Linked DNA regions of Homo sapiens: region 2 is linked to region 1. Evidence: chromatin contacts called from ENCODE Hi-C data. All regions are on one chromosome and are shown on one strand. The core of a region is the stretch at or near the end of the contact, and the rest is flanking DNA. Distances in the headings are between cores, read along the strand shown.

What was found. A loop is a pair of places that touch in the nucleus more often than their neighbours do. Pooled maps may share reads with other maps.
Region 2: a pooled map shows a loop between it and region 1 (2.8-fold over the local background). The contact joins two enhancer-like sites. A Hi-C loop is called at or near these places in 2 of 37 single-sample maps with no recorded cell type and 2 of 50 pooled maps.

The regions. Positions count from the first base shown.
Region 1 is chr7:21,961,215-21,968,383 of GRCh38, reverse strand. No RefSeq gene overlaps it. Among named protein-coding and RNA genes, the nearest start is that of CDCA7L, 19 kb to the right of the region's middle. Within about 2 kb of position 2,928, at least 3 of the 41 ENCODE cell types and tissues checked have a DNase peak (open chromatin) inside an H3K27ac peak, as active enhancers do.
Region 2 is chr7:22,429,537-22,436,705 of GRCh38, reverse strand. All of the region lies in intron 4 of STEAP1B (STEAP family member 1B), which reads left to right. Among named protein-coding and RNA genes, the nearest start is that of STEAP1B, 67 kb to the left of the region's middle. RefSeq lists a cis regulatory region at 2,527-2,544 and enhancers at 2,464-2,608, 2,382-2,676. Within about 2 kb of position 2,450, at least 8 of the 41 ENCODE cell types and tissues checked have a DNase peak (open chromatin) inside an H3K27ac peak, as active enhancers do.

The DNA.
Region 1 (7,169 bases), core at 1,679-4,178:
ATCCATTGAGCACAGAAGGCTGGGGCCTATGATACTTCAGGGCCTAAAAAAGTTTTAATTTTGTCTAAAATCAGAAGAAAAAAATGGATATAATAATAATGAACCCAGCCTTGATTATATTAATATTTGTCTTTATACCAACATAGTCACGACATAACATTTTTAACATAGCTTATGGAGGAAGGCACCTACAAAGGCACAAGGGTCAAGGCTCTGCAAAAGTCACCATGCAGCCCTGCCGGCGTGTATTAGTTATTTTTTGCTGAGTAACAAAAGTTATCCTAAAATTTAGTAGCTTTACACAACACACATTTATTATTTCCTGCTGTTTTTGAGGGTCGGGAGTCTGGGAGTGGCTTAGCTCGATTGTTCAGGCTCAGGTTTGTCCTAAGGTAAGGTTGCAGTCAGCTGAAGGCACTGCTGCGGGAAGATCTGCTTCTCAGCTCACTCCTGTGGTTGTCGGCCTCAATTTCCTCCTGGCTGTTGGCCAAATACTTTAATTCCTCACCGCCAAGCCTCCTCACAAGCTGCCTGGTGTGTTCACAAGGCGGCAGCCGGCTTCCCCCAAAGTGAGTGAGCCAAGAGAGGGAGAGAGACAGAGACAGAGATAGGAAAGGGAGAAGACACACAACTGACAGAAGCCAGTTTGTGCATTTGTTGCTGTTTTCGTTATTGCTTTTGCTTAACACAACAAAGCTTATTTCTCACGTCTGCCACATATATGTTGTGGGTGGCCAATGAGGTTCTGCTCATCACGGTTGCCCAGAGACCCAAGCTGATGTAAGTTCCATCTCGGCATAGGCATCCAGAACTGCAGAGCCCTGGAAAAGATGCTGAACCACATGCCGGTTTTTAAAACATTATTATTTTTTATGATTTGAAGCAATTATAGACTCACAGGAAGTTACAAAAATAGTACTGAATTTTTGATGTTCGACTTAGAAAGCAAGTTCTTCCAAATAGAAAAGTGCTTCCAAGACCCTGACCTCTGAACTCTGTTTTAAAATTCAGTTAGCTTCACCAAACCATATAGTTCCAAGGACTCCACTCTTTTTTTTTTTTTTTTTTGAGACGAAGTCTGGTTCTGTCACCCAGGCTGGACTGCAGTGGCCCTATTTTTGCTCACTGCAATCTCCACCTCCCGGGTTCAAGAAATTGTCCTTGGCTGGGCCCGGTGGCTTACGCCTGTAATCCTAGCACTTTGGGAGGCTGAGGCGGGTGGATCACGAGGTCAGGAGATCGAGACCATCCTGGCTAACACGGTGAAACCCTGTCTGTACGAAAAATACAAAAAAAAATTAGCTGGGCGTGGTGGCGGGTGCCTGTAGTCCCAGCTACTCGGGAGGCTGAGGCAGGAGAATGGCATGAACCCGGGAGGTGGAGCTTTCAGTGAGCCAACATCGCTCCACTGCACTCCAGCCTGCGCGATAGAGCGAGACTCCATCTCAAAACAAACAAACAAACAAACAAACAAACAACAAACGAACAAAGAAATTCTCCTGCCTCAGCCTCCGGAGTAGCTGGAATTACAGGAGCATACCACCACGCCCAGCTAATGTTTGTATTTTTAGCAGAGATGGGATTTCACCAAATTGGCCAAGCTGGTCTTGAACTCCTGACCTCAGGTGATCCGCCCACCTCGGCCTCCCAGAGTGCTGGGATTACAGGCATGAGCCACCGCGCCTGGTCTCTCTCTCTCTTTTTTTTTTTCTGAAGCTACAGGTTCAAATATGAAAAGAGGAAGATTGTTTCATAAACATTAAAACAGAAATCCTTCTTAAAAGTAATAGTGTGACATATTTGTAAATACACATGAAAAAGGCCTGGGCAGACACATACCTTTGATTCAAGATCCCCTCTGGGTGTTTGTGTGTGAGGGAGTGGGGGGTTGGGGAGGAGGTGACAGAGGTAAAGAGGAACTGTAACGTTGTCTTACACTTTGAGTAAGTTCATGCAAATGTCTTTGTGTGCTATATGTGTAACTAAATTTTTTAAGAAAATATAGAGAAGTCATTAAAACTTTCATTTTTTCATCCTAATCTAACTTCCTCTTTTTTTGATCAATCATGCAGGTAGAGTCACATCAATTAAAAAATTTTTAGGTCCATTCTCACTGTAACTACATCAAAAACATCAACAATTATCTAATTTCTGCCTGGAAGTCTCCATTCAGAAGTCTAATGGGGGCCTGAGGAGCCCTCAGCCCCTAGATCTTTCCTAATATCATGGCCCAGGTTTCAGATATTGGCGTTCACTCAAGGTACTTGGTCCAAACTTTAAGCTTCCCCCTCACTTCAAGGATCCTTGGCTACTTGGCTGTGTGCTTCTGGGAAACCAGGGAACTATATCTGGGGTAACTCTGCCCTCAGCTCAGATCTCTTTAACTACCGAGCAGGACCAGTTGGAGTTAGGAGAAAACTGGGTAAATTCCATTAACACAATTCCTTCAGTGGCACAAAGTCTAGCCTGTCTCTACACAGGGGTCCTCAGCATTTTTTTCTTCAGCTTCCAGATGTTCCTTCCAAATATAACTGAGGGGAGGTGGGGGCTGGGGGTGAGGCCAACCCCAGTGATGACACCAAATACAACATTTAGTGACTAAGGGGAGGGTGCACACACACACACACACACTCTTACCAATTTATGTTCCAAAGTCTTAACAGAAAGGAAGTGGCCATACGGGATAAGGGCAGATACAGATAAGATAATCTTATTTTAGGGCAGTTTCCCTTAATCCTTGAAATCCTCTAAGGGGAATGTGAAGTAACCAGAGACATTGACAATATCTGGTGAGAGGTCTGGGACAACTGGGAAGCCTCATTCTGTGCTTTACTGCTGACCTTGTTACATCACTCCTGAGGAAGAACTTGCCTAAATGCAGTGCTCAATGCTTCTATTTAAGGAAGTGTTTTAAGACCTTGGGCTTTCCTATGTCTTAAACCAAGCTGAGCATCTGGAAGGTCTCTCTGTCACTGGAGGGAAAAAGCAGTCAATGGTGGGGTGTTCTGAATCAGTATCCCTGCCTTCAGCTTCCTCGGGCTCAGGAAAGTCCACAGCCTGAACAGCATTTGCTCTTGTTTGTGTCCAGTGGTTCTTTATCTTTTCTCTCTTTTTGTCATCATCAGTCTTGTCAGAACTTTGTAGAAATTAGGTGTCTTTCCAAAGAATTGGCTTGGTTTTTTATATTGCTTTTACTCTTCACTTTGTTAGGAGTTATTTTTAATCCTTATTATTTCCTTGGAATTCATTCTGAAATGGGACAGTTCCCTAGCCCCCGTTCGCATGACATATGACAAGGGTGTGGCTCTCTGTTCGGCCACCATGAGCTCAAACCCCTTATGCGAGGAGGAGCACACAGTGGGGCGGGTGCTCGAGCCAGGGCTAGCACTTTGGGCTCCGGCCCCATGGTATCATCTAGGGGTGACTCTCGAAGCCCGTGGGCATGTTACAGTGTCGCTTTTTTAGCTTTGCTGTCCACAGATGGCTTAAGTGTTAACCTGTTCAGTGCCCTCTTGGTACCCAGGTCCTTGTCCGGAGTCCAGGAAGAATCAGGTCACACACGGGCTTGAAGAGTGAATGCGGGGGTTTTACTGAGGGTTGAAGGTGGGATGGATGGAGAGCTGGAAGGGGGATGGAGTAGAAGATGCTCTTCCTCTGGAGTTTGGCTGTCCAGTGGCCAATCTTTTCTCTGATAGTCCCAGCTGAACTCCTCTCGGTGTTCAACATTCCTTCTCTTCTCTCCTTCTCTGTTGCGCTCTTCTGCTGTTTGTCTGTTTGTTTTCTCCTGGAGCTGGGGGTTTGGGGTTAATATGGGTACAAGATAGGGGGTGTGGCAGGCCAAAAGGCAACATTTTGGGCTTGAAAACAGGAATGTCTGTACCCATTTAGGGCCACCGGTTTCCAGGCTTGAGGGTAGGGTCTTTGCCGGGGAACTACCCTCTTCTACCCAGTATTTGCCTGTCTCCTGTCTGTATCAATTCTATTGTTTTTTTCTTAACCTTCAGATTAATGATTAGCTCATTTGTTTTAAATATGTATTGTATCCTAACAGATGCATTTAAAGTTTTACATTTTCCACAAGTTCGTCTTTAGCTGCATCCCCCAGGTTGTGACTGGAAATACTTTGAATGTTTTTGGTGCTATTTCATATTTTTTATTTTATTTCCTTTGAAATTATAAGTTAGTCAGAAATAAGTTTTTTATTTTAAGAATCTGTTTTTGGTTTCTTTTTCCTTCTGTTGTTGATTTCTTTTTTCTTCATTGAGACTAGAGAACGTGATAATTGTGATTCTGAGTCTTTGCAAATAACTGATACTTCCTTTATTCCTACTGAATTTTAAAATGTTTTAGGATATGCATATCCTATATGTGCACCTACGTGTATTTTAGATTCTTCCTAATAGTTTGTAAGCTTGATCAAAAACTTCCGAGAGTTGGATAGATTTAAAATTTCTCACACTAGCTTTATGGATATGTCAGTTTCTGTATTAGGCTGTTCTTGCATTGCTACAGAGAAATACCTGAGACTGCATAGTTTATTTTAAAAAGGAGACTTAATTGGCTCTTGTTTCTATCAATAACTCCCCAGCAATGTGTCTTCACCCAGGCAGCAGCAGTTACTTCCCAAAGAGGCAGCGGAATCTAGCTTGGGTTTTTCCCACCCTTGTAAAACCAGCTGTATTGGGCCCACCTCAGAGACATCAGCATCAGCTGAGCAGCATGGCCCTTCGGGGTGTGTGTGTTTCATTTCTGCAGGCCCTCTTCACAGCACCTGTGGATAATGGTAACCTCTTCCCCTCCTTCTACCCCAGCCCTAGGGTTGCTGGCTGCTTCCTGCAGTTGTCCTCTCTGTGATATCGTAGTGTTCTCTTTTTACTCTTTGCTACCTTGTTCTTTTTATATTTGTAGCTAATAATTCTTCATAATCAATCCTCTCTATTCAAATAACTGGCATGGTTCCTATCTCTTGCCTGGACTCAGACTGACACGGGTTGTGAAGATGTCACGAAATGAAACTCCTGGATGTTGAAACTAATAAGAATGAGGATAGGAAAAAGGGCGAAGAGCATGACAGTGCTTCAGAGGAGAAGGTCATCACGAATGTCAGGGATAGAGCACTAGAAGAAGAGGGACATTAGATGCAAAAGTCTGGCATATTTTGTATACTTAAATATTTAATCTGACATTTTCCTATCTATGATTCAGGCTCAAAAGTGACTACACTTAAAATCCATCAAGTTGTTTTCATAGCTACACTTGAATGACACCTTTCCCTTCCACCTAGTAAGAATTACAAGCTAACTTCAAGTCTCCAAGTCAGTGTTTCTCAAAGTATAGTCTGAGGACCATTGACATCTAAATTCACTAGAGCAGGGGTCCCCAACCCGGTACTAGTCCATGGCGTGTTAGGAACCGGCCGCACAGCAGGAGGTGAGTAGCAGGCGAGCAAGCAAAGCTTCATCTGTAAATATTTACAGATGTAAACATGGGCTGTATTTATAACTGCTCCCCATCGCTCGCATTACCGCCTGAGCTGTGCCTCCTCCTGTCAGATCTGCAGTGGTATTAGATTCTCACAGGAGCACGAACTCTACTGTGAACTGCACATGTGAGGGATCTAGATTATGAGCTCCTTATGAGGCTCTAATGCCTGATGATCTGTCACTGTCTCCCATCACCCCCAGATAGGACCATCTATTTGCAGGAAAATAAGCTCAAGGCGCCCAGTGACTCTACATTATGGTTAGTTGTATAATTATTTCATTATATATCACAATGTAATAATAATATAAATAAAGTGCACACTAAATGTGATGTGCTTGAATCATCCCAAAACCACCCTCAACCCATCCGTGGAAAAATTGTCTTCCATGAAACCAGTCCCTGGTGCCACAAAGGTTGGGGACTGCTGCACTAGGGTGCTTATTAAATGTGCAGAATCCTGGACTACACAGCAGATAAGAAGACCCAAAACTAAGGAGTTTCCCAAATAGCATGGTTTTGGGATGGCTGGTCACACTAATGCCAGACCTATTGAATCTGAATCTTAAAAGGTAGGGCAGATCCCTACATTTTGAACAAGTGCCTCTGGTGAGTTTCAGGCATAATAATATTTGGGAACCACTACTCTTGGTGTCCCTGGACTTGACAATCTGTGTGGTCTTCTTTTCTTCTGGGCTTTATGCTACCTTTAAATTGGGAGGCATTCCCTGGCCAGGACGGAGTGTCCCACTTGCTTGTCATGGGAACATTGTGGAAATCCTAGCAATAGTTTCTGCTGCTAGTAATGAGATCTTGAGGATAAAAAGCGAATGAATCACACTTCTTTATGGTCTCTTCCCTTGGTTCTTAGAATGAGATGTACCATTAATGTTGTTTCATGGTAGTAGAGGGAAGCAAACTCCACTTCCATCCTCTCAGGGTCCCAGCTGGGCCTGAGAATTAAATTGACATAAGATAAATTAACAGGAGAAAAGCACACAAATCTATTTAACACAAGTTTTATGTGACAGGGGAGTCCTCATAAGGAAAAGAAGACCTGAAGTTATAGTCAATCACTTACATGACGAAGTGGACAAAGAACAGTGAAGTGTGAAATAAGACAAGGCACAGAGACTTGGGCTAAGGTAGTTAATTGGGTGGAGAAGTGACTAGGAAGATAAGAGTTAGTTTAACAAGGTTTGTGGCCGGGTGCGGTGGCTCACACCTGTAATCCCAGCACTTTGGGAGGCCAAGGTAGGCAGATCACCTGAGGTCAGGGGTTCAAGACCAGCCTGGCCAACATGGTGTAACCCCTTCTCTACCAATAATACAAAAATTAGCCGGGCGTGGTGGCTCATGCCTGTAATCCCAGCTACTCAGGGAGCTGAGGTAGGAGAATTGCTTGAACCCGGAAGGCGGAGGTTGCAGTCAGCCGAGATCACACAATTGCACTCCAGCCTGGGCAACAAGAGTGAAACTCTGTCTCAAAAATAAATAAATAAATAAAAAATAAACAAGATTTGCTTGTACAGATTTTCCTTGGCTTCAATTTTCCGTCTTTGGTAAGGATGCTGCTTTCTTTCCAGGGTAGAGACGCCATCTTCCACATGGGAATTTCATCTCTGGCTTTTAAGAAATAGCATGAAGGTCAGAGTGATGTTCGTGTACCTGCTATGTATTTTTTTTTA
Region 2 (7,169 bases), core at 1,201-3,700, 470 kb before region 1:
GACATGAATGGAGCTGGAGGCCATTATCTTAGTAAACTAACACAGGAACAGAAAACCAAATACCACATGTTCTCACTTGTAAGTGGGAGCTAAATGATGAGAACACATGGACACGAGGAGGGGAAAAACGGACACTGGGGCCTATTGGAGGGTGGAGGGTGGGAGGAGGAAGAGGACCAGGAAAAATAATACATAGTAGGCTTAATACCTGGGTGATGAAATAATCTGCATAACAAGTTTACCTATATGACAAACCTGCACATGTGACCGTGAACTTAAATTTAAAAAAATGGCTAAGGGATAGATTTTTAGTGTTCTCATGACACACACACACAAATAAATGATGATGGGAGAAATCTTTTTGATGTGATGGATGTTTATGGCACAGATTGTGGTGATGGTTTCATGGATGTATACTTATCTCCAAACTCACCAAGTTGTACACATTACATATGTACAGCTTTTTGTATGTCAATACTTTAATAAAGTTGATTTTTTTAAAAAAGTATGAAAAGTGGAAAAAAATGATTTCTCTGTATAAGCCTTTTATTTATCTAATTTAATTCTCACCAAAAAACCCTACGGCTGGATAATATTATTACTCTCATTTTACACAGTAGGAACAAGGCTTAGAGATGTTAAGGAATTTGCCTGAGTTCAGCCACCTAAGGATTGGTGAGGCTGGAATTCAACACAAGTCTGCACCTCCAGAGTCCGGGCATGCCAGGCGGGTCCACCAGACCGTGTTCTGCCCACGCAGTGGCTCAGCTTGAGAGATGGCAGGTACATTAGGAAACTGCAAGTCATTCTGGCAGAAGCAGGAGTAGGGTGGAGCTGATAAAGGATGCTACTGCAGGCAGATGGAGGCCAGGCTAACTTGAATTGAGTCTTATATCACACCTGCTGGTCTCCATGAAGCCCATCCAGGTGAGAGCAACCTACGCTCACTTCTCTCTTTACCTCTCTGCCCACGGTGCGTATCGTGCACAGGTGAGCTTTAGATGTGGCTAAATAAATACAATTGAGTGCTTTACTGAATACTGTCTTGTCTCAGTTTCTCACGATTTTATGTGTATGCATTTGGTCTCTCAAGCAAATTTTAAGATTCTTTAAGGTGGAGACTGATGTTACTATAGACTTCTTAATAACCACCCCCCTTGGTGCTGAGCCTACAGAAAATGTTCAGAAAAAATTTACTGATGGAGGGTTGTCAATAAATGGCTTTTGGATTAGATTCTACTTATTTTTCTAAAATCTCAAGTGTTTAAAAATTGGACTTGAGCTTGAACTTGCTTTTATTTTCGTTTTGACACTCACCAGCTTCGTGCTGTCCCTCCAGCTTTTCTCTGTGGTTTGTTTGTGCCTGGTGCTTCTGTTTGAGCTGCTTGACCTTGCCTTATGGTTACACTTTCCACCTCCTTTCCTGCTGTGTCTAACAGGCTCGTTTTCTTCCAGACATTCAAGGTTGAGTGGGTGCAGGTGGGCAGGCAGGTGATTCTTTCTTGAATGGTTCATTGGCCATTCACATTGGTGTGTTGCTTGATTTTAATCACAATTGATTAACCTTCACTTGTTTCGGTAAATCTGGCCAGATCTATCTGGGACTAGAACTCTGGAACTATGTTAACCACATGTGGCTATTTACATTGACCTGAGTTAAAATTAAATAAAATTTAAAATTCAGTTCCTCGGTCACACTAGTCACATTTCAAGTACTTCTGGCCACATGTGGCTAGTAGCTACTCCACTGGACAGCATAGATTTAGAATCTTTCCACCATTGTAGAATGATTTGGGCTGAGAATATTGAATAAATTAACAAATTCTAGGGCAAAACTGAGCAGTATAAAAATAAATTTTGATAAAGGACTCTTATTTTGACTATTTATTATTCCTTGTAATATTAGCAGAATTCCCAAGGATAAAATTACATTGTAGAACTTATTATATAATCATTTGTTTAAGTATCTATGACTTCTAACAAATCTATGTGCTCTTCGAGCATAAGGAACATTTTATCTTTCCGTCTCTGGACTTGGAGTTGTGTCTGGCATAGAAAGGGCTCAAAAACATTTAGAGAATAAATACATAAGTGCTTAGAAACCTCATTTAATTTTCTTTATTGCAAACTATAGCTATTAGTCTCACATATTATCTTCTGAGATGTACCAATTTTTTTTTACCTATTCTTACTAGTCTTAATGTATTTTTTGAGAATATGAAAGAAAGGAAACATTCAAGAATTACATACAAATCTGTTTAAATGAAAATATGAGAAATCTATGGTGAAGACCTAGAAGGAAAAGCCCTCTATGGGGCCCATGTGGGATCAGCAGAGTCATGACTCTGGGGGCGATGTGACACTCATTTGCCTTTCTTGTGGAGTTGGCGGGAGACAGCATGGGGCATCATGACTTGATGGCCACAGGTGTCCTATCCTTCCCAAGGAAGGCGGTACAGACACGGAAAGCCGGCTTCCTGTCCCCTTCCTGTCCCTGGAGGGGCCCTCTGCCAGAACCCTGGGATGCTTATCTGGGCTCTGCAGATCTTTGGAATGAGGTCATCCAGGAAGTTGAATCCCTTTGATGCAATTATCTCTGCATCCTTGGCCTTTTGTTCTCATGGAGAGTAACCGGTGACCCTTGTGCTTCTTACGTGGTTAGAACAGCTGTTGTGAGGTGGGTGCCAGATGCACATCCCTGGGTGGCTGGACACATCCTTCCCAGCTGTCAGGATGGGTCCAATGGATGTAGGTGCCTCCCTGCTCCCGCCATAACACTGTTGTGAACCTGCAAAGGAGTTGAGAGGACAAAGGAGAACGTGATCGGTGGTGGATGATCTTACACACATACGTATACACACATGTTCATCATGACAAAGCCCAGCAGTTTTGTTCTTTAATTCATCTCAGTTGACAACCAGTTATACCAGTTCAAGGACTCATTCTTTCCTGAATGAGTAGTGGTGGGTAGCTTTTTGGAATAGCACAGTCCTAAATCTGTCTATCCTTTCACATCTTCCAATATACGCTTCCTAATTGTATAGGTATACTTTGCAATCTTTCCTGCCCAATAGAAGTTCTCCTATGTGGCAGGCCCAAATATCCACAATTTGGGTCCCCTTTCCTACATAGATCTCCTCTCCTTAAAACTGGTTTGGCCTAACCTGTCTTTGTGCTTTTGTGAGCAGGAAAATCCTCTCTCCCTGGGGTTACAATGAGTCATTATGTGGAGGGGGTGGAAGGGCTTGAAATAGTAAGTTGGGGGAAGGTGTCCTGTGGCTGTTACAATTTGGGTCCCCTTTCCTACATAGATCTCCTCTCCTTGAAACTGGTTTGGCCTAACCTGTCTTTGTGCTTTTGTGAGCAGGAAAATCCTCTCTCCCTGGGGTTACAATGAGTCATTATGTGGAGGGGGTGGAAGGGCTTGAAATAGTAAGTTGGGGGAAGGTGTCCTGTGGCTGTTACAGAAGTCTGGTCAAATTACCAGGTTCTCTGTCTTTTGGGGTGCAATGAATGGGAGCTTGCGAAGTTTGCTTTTTGATTTTGGGTTTTGTTTTGTTTTTTTTTGGTGAAATAACTCATTTAGGTTCTGTTAGATTCTGGGATTCTCTTTCTTCTCATTCTTCCCCCTGTGTTTTTCTATTTTTCATTTTCCAGTTGATTACTGAAATGTCCTATGAGCAGTCAGGCCGCATTTGCTGGCAGGAACGGCAGAGCTGAAGGGCTGAGTATTTTTCTACCTGAGGTTGAGCTCATGAAGCAACTGGCAGTTCTTTGCTGTCAGGGAGTTATGAGAGCATTTCTCTAACAAGAGACGAGGCTGCTATTGTACATGTGTGTGCTTTAATATTGCTTACCTATGTAATCCGTAGTGGATCATGGTACACATTTGCTGTTTTTTTGGCTACCTAGTGTCCGTTCTCCTTTCTTCTGGGTAGTAATTTCTCAATTTTCATTCAGGTATTGTACTAGTCAAGGTTTAGGAAGGAAACAGACGGCAAATCACATAGTTTAATGAAGGGGCTCATTACAGAGATATGGGTAGAATGAAGACTGTCCATTTGTTCAGGCTGCTATCACAAAATACCATAAACTGGGTAGCCTGTAAACAATGGAATTTATTTTTCCTTAGAGACAGAGTCTCACTCTGTTGCCCAGGCTGGAGTCAGTGGTATGATCTCAGCTGGCTGCAACCTCTGCCTCCAGGGCTCAAGCGATCCTCCCACCTTAGCCTCCCAAGTAGCTGGGACTACAAGTGTATGCCACTACAGCTGGCTAACCTTTTATTTATTTATTTATTTATTTATTTATTTATTTATTTATTTATTTATTAGGTATAGGGTTTCTCTATGTTGCCAAGGCTGGTCTCAAACTCATGGCCTCAAATGATCTTCCCACCTCAGCCTCCCAAAGCACTGGGATTAGAAGCGTGAGCCATCACATCCAGCCCAGAAATTTATTTCTCACAGTTCTAGAGGCTTGGAAGTTCAAAATCAAGGCACAAGCAGATTTGGTGTCTGGCGAGGATCTACTTCTCATAGACAGCCATCTTCTCACTCTAACCTTACATGGCAGAAGGGGTGAGGGGTCTCTCTAGAGTCTCTTTTATAAGGACACCAATCCCACTGATGAAGGTTCTACCCATGATCTAATCATCTCCCAAAGGCTCCCTCTCCTAATACCATCGCCTTGGAGGTGAAGATTTCAATATATGAATTTTGGAGAGACGCAAACATTCAGACCATAGCAAGGACCAGCAAGGAATGCTGGAGCAGCTAGGGACTGGCAAGAGGAGGGAGCTGTTACCACCTCTGGGCCAGATGGGATAAGGGAGGGAATAATGTTACCAGAGCCTGGCAAGAGCTGGAGCTGGAAGGGTGGCCCAAGTGGAGTCGCCCTTCTAGAGGAACACAGCCACTGTCAGAACCACAGCAAGGCAAGGAGCCAGCTGGGGAAATAGTTGTCCTGATCCAGTTTTCTCTCCACCCTCTGATCTTCTGTTGGTGTTCCCAAGATCAAATTCAGCTATAAGTCAGAAATCAAAAAGCTGGAGTGATGCATTCTGAAGAGTTAGCTTCTTAGGGCAGAGAGTGGAGCAAAGGTGAAGGTCAAACAGAGCACAGGTATCATGCCTCTTCTACCAGCCTACATGCTCTGGGAGGAGACCTCACTCCATAAGCATAGTCCTAGGTTCTGATTAGCTGATCTTCAATCAACATACTTCATCGCCAGGCCACAGCGCTTGGTTTAGAACACACAACCCAATTCAGACCAATGAATCAAGAGAAACTCTTTCCAGAGACTTTTGGAAAAAAAGATGTTTCACTTCTGAGAGAGCTATTGGGAGAGAGATTTTTTTTTCCCACTTCCTGCTGGACATAATTGAGGAAACAAGCAGTCCCTAAAGCTGCTTCCAGCCATTTTGCAAACATGAAGAGAGTGAGCCTTAGGGTGAAGCAGGCACCATAGAAGAGAAGAGGAGGAGAAGCTGTATCTTTGGTGTTGTCACTGGGTCACCAAAGCTTCCTCTATCACTGTAGTTTTTCGTTACTGCGCCAATACTGTCTTTGTATTATGTAGGTCAATTTGAGTTCAAGTTTCTGTTACTTGTAGCCAAAAACATCTTAAAGCCACTAGGATTGAGCCTGGAACCAGGAAACATTTTCCCATTCATTGCACCCCAAAAGACAGAGAACCATAGGATGAGACCAGCTATCGTTTGATAGGAATAATTGCAATGTCAGTGACAGGGAGACTAAAGCAGGGTCAAGTCCAAAATGCCTGATGGCAGAGAGACGCTGAGAATCATAGAGCCAAGGGTTCCATGTCTGTTGTAGACCAGATTGGGAAAAATGCAGGTCATGAGCAAATGAGGAAGACCCAAGTCATGGTGAGAAATGTGTCTGTCTGACGGGCTTAGAAGGCCTGAGGCAGGTTGGACAGTCAGTTTTGAATGAGGTAATCACATTCTTTAAGCAGCAGGAAACAGCTTTCTTCACATTCCTTGAGAAAAACGTGGCTGTTGAGGTAAAACCATGGGGCTGTGTTCTCAGCATTAGCCATCATGACTCTAACGAAAACAAGCCTTTGGACTCAGCCCACGGTTCCAGTCAGAACCAAGCCAGCTGCAGGGTGGAGCGAAAAAGATGTACTCACTTTGCTGCAAGCATCTGAATAATGTTGAAACCTGGGAGTCCAACAGTCCAAGGTCCAATGATACAAGATATTCTTTGACAACTTCTTTCTTTGTTAGGGATTTTAATAATTCCTTGCCTCAGTCGTAAGATTAATGATGCACTTGTGGTAGTCCTGGTGGTAACAAGGAGGAGAATAGTTGTTCTATTAGTTCCATTCATTGAGCACTTCATATATGTCTGGTACAATGCAAGCAGTTTATGTGCCCTAATTAATTTCATCTTTACAAAATCCTGTGAGAACATTATTATTTTCCAATAGGCAGGTGAGAGCAGTGAGAAGTCACACAGGTTGAATTTCAAGCAATAAGAAGGGTTTTAGTTATTTGGTCAACCCACTGTATTTTTAAAACTTTCAAATACAATATTCACAAAAAATAACGTAAACATATATGTCTGTATTATAAAGAATGCATGCCCACATATCCACAACCAGTTTAAGAAGTGCTACACACCTGGCACTGTTGAAGATGCTAGTGGGTCAGTTCCCCAATCTAGTCCCTCATGCCCTCTGCCCTCAAGGGTAAATCCTCAAGGTAATTATCTCCATTACCTCAAGGTAAATCTTTGGCTGAATTTTATTTTTATCATTTTTTTTTGTAAGGTTTTACTACAGATATAGATGCCCAACCTGTGTCAGGCCTGTTAAGCCCATTGGACACACTACTTATAATCTTAAACAATATGACCATTTAGATTTATAAGTTTTTGAAGTTTATACAGTCTTTTCCCCCATCCATGGTTTGTTTTCAGGAGTTTCAACGACTGGCAGTAAACTGTGGTCTAAAAATATTAAATAGAAATTTAAAAAAATAAACAATTCATAAGTTTTTAATTGTGCACTGTTCTGAGCAGTGTGATGAAATCTTGTGTGGGCCTACTCTGTCTGGCTCAGGATGTAAATCATCCTTTGTACGGCATATCCACACTGTATACATCACCTGGCCATGAGTCACTTGGTAGTCCTCTTGGTGA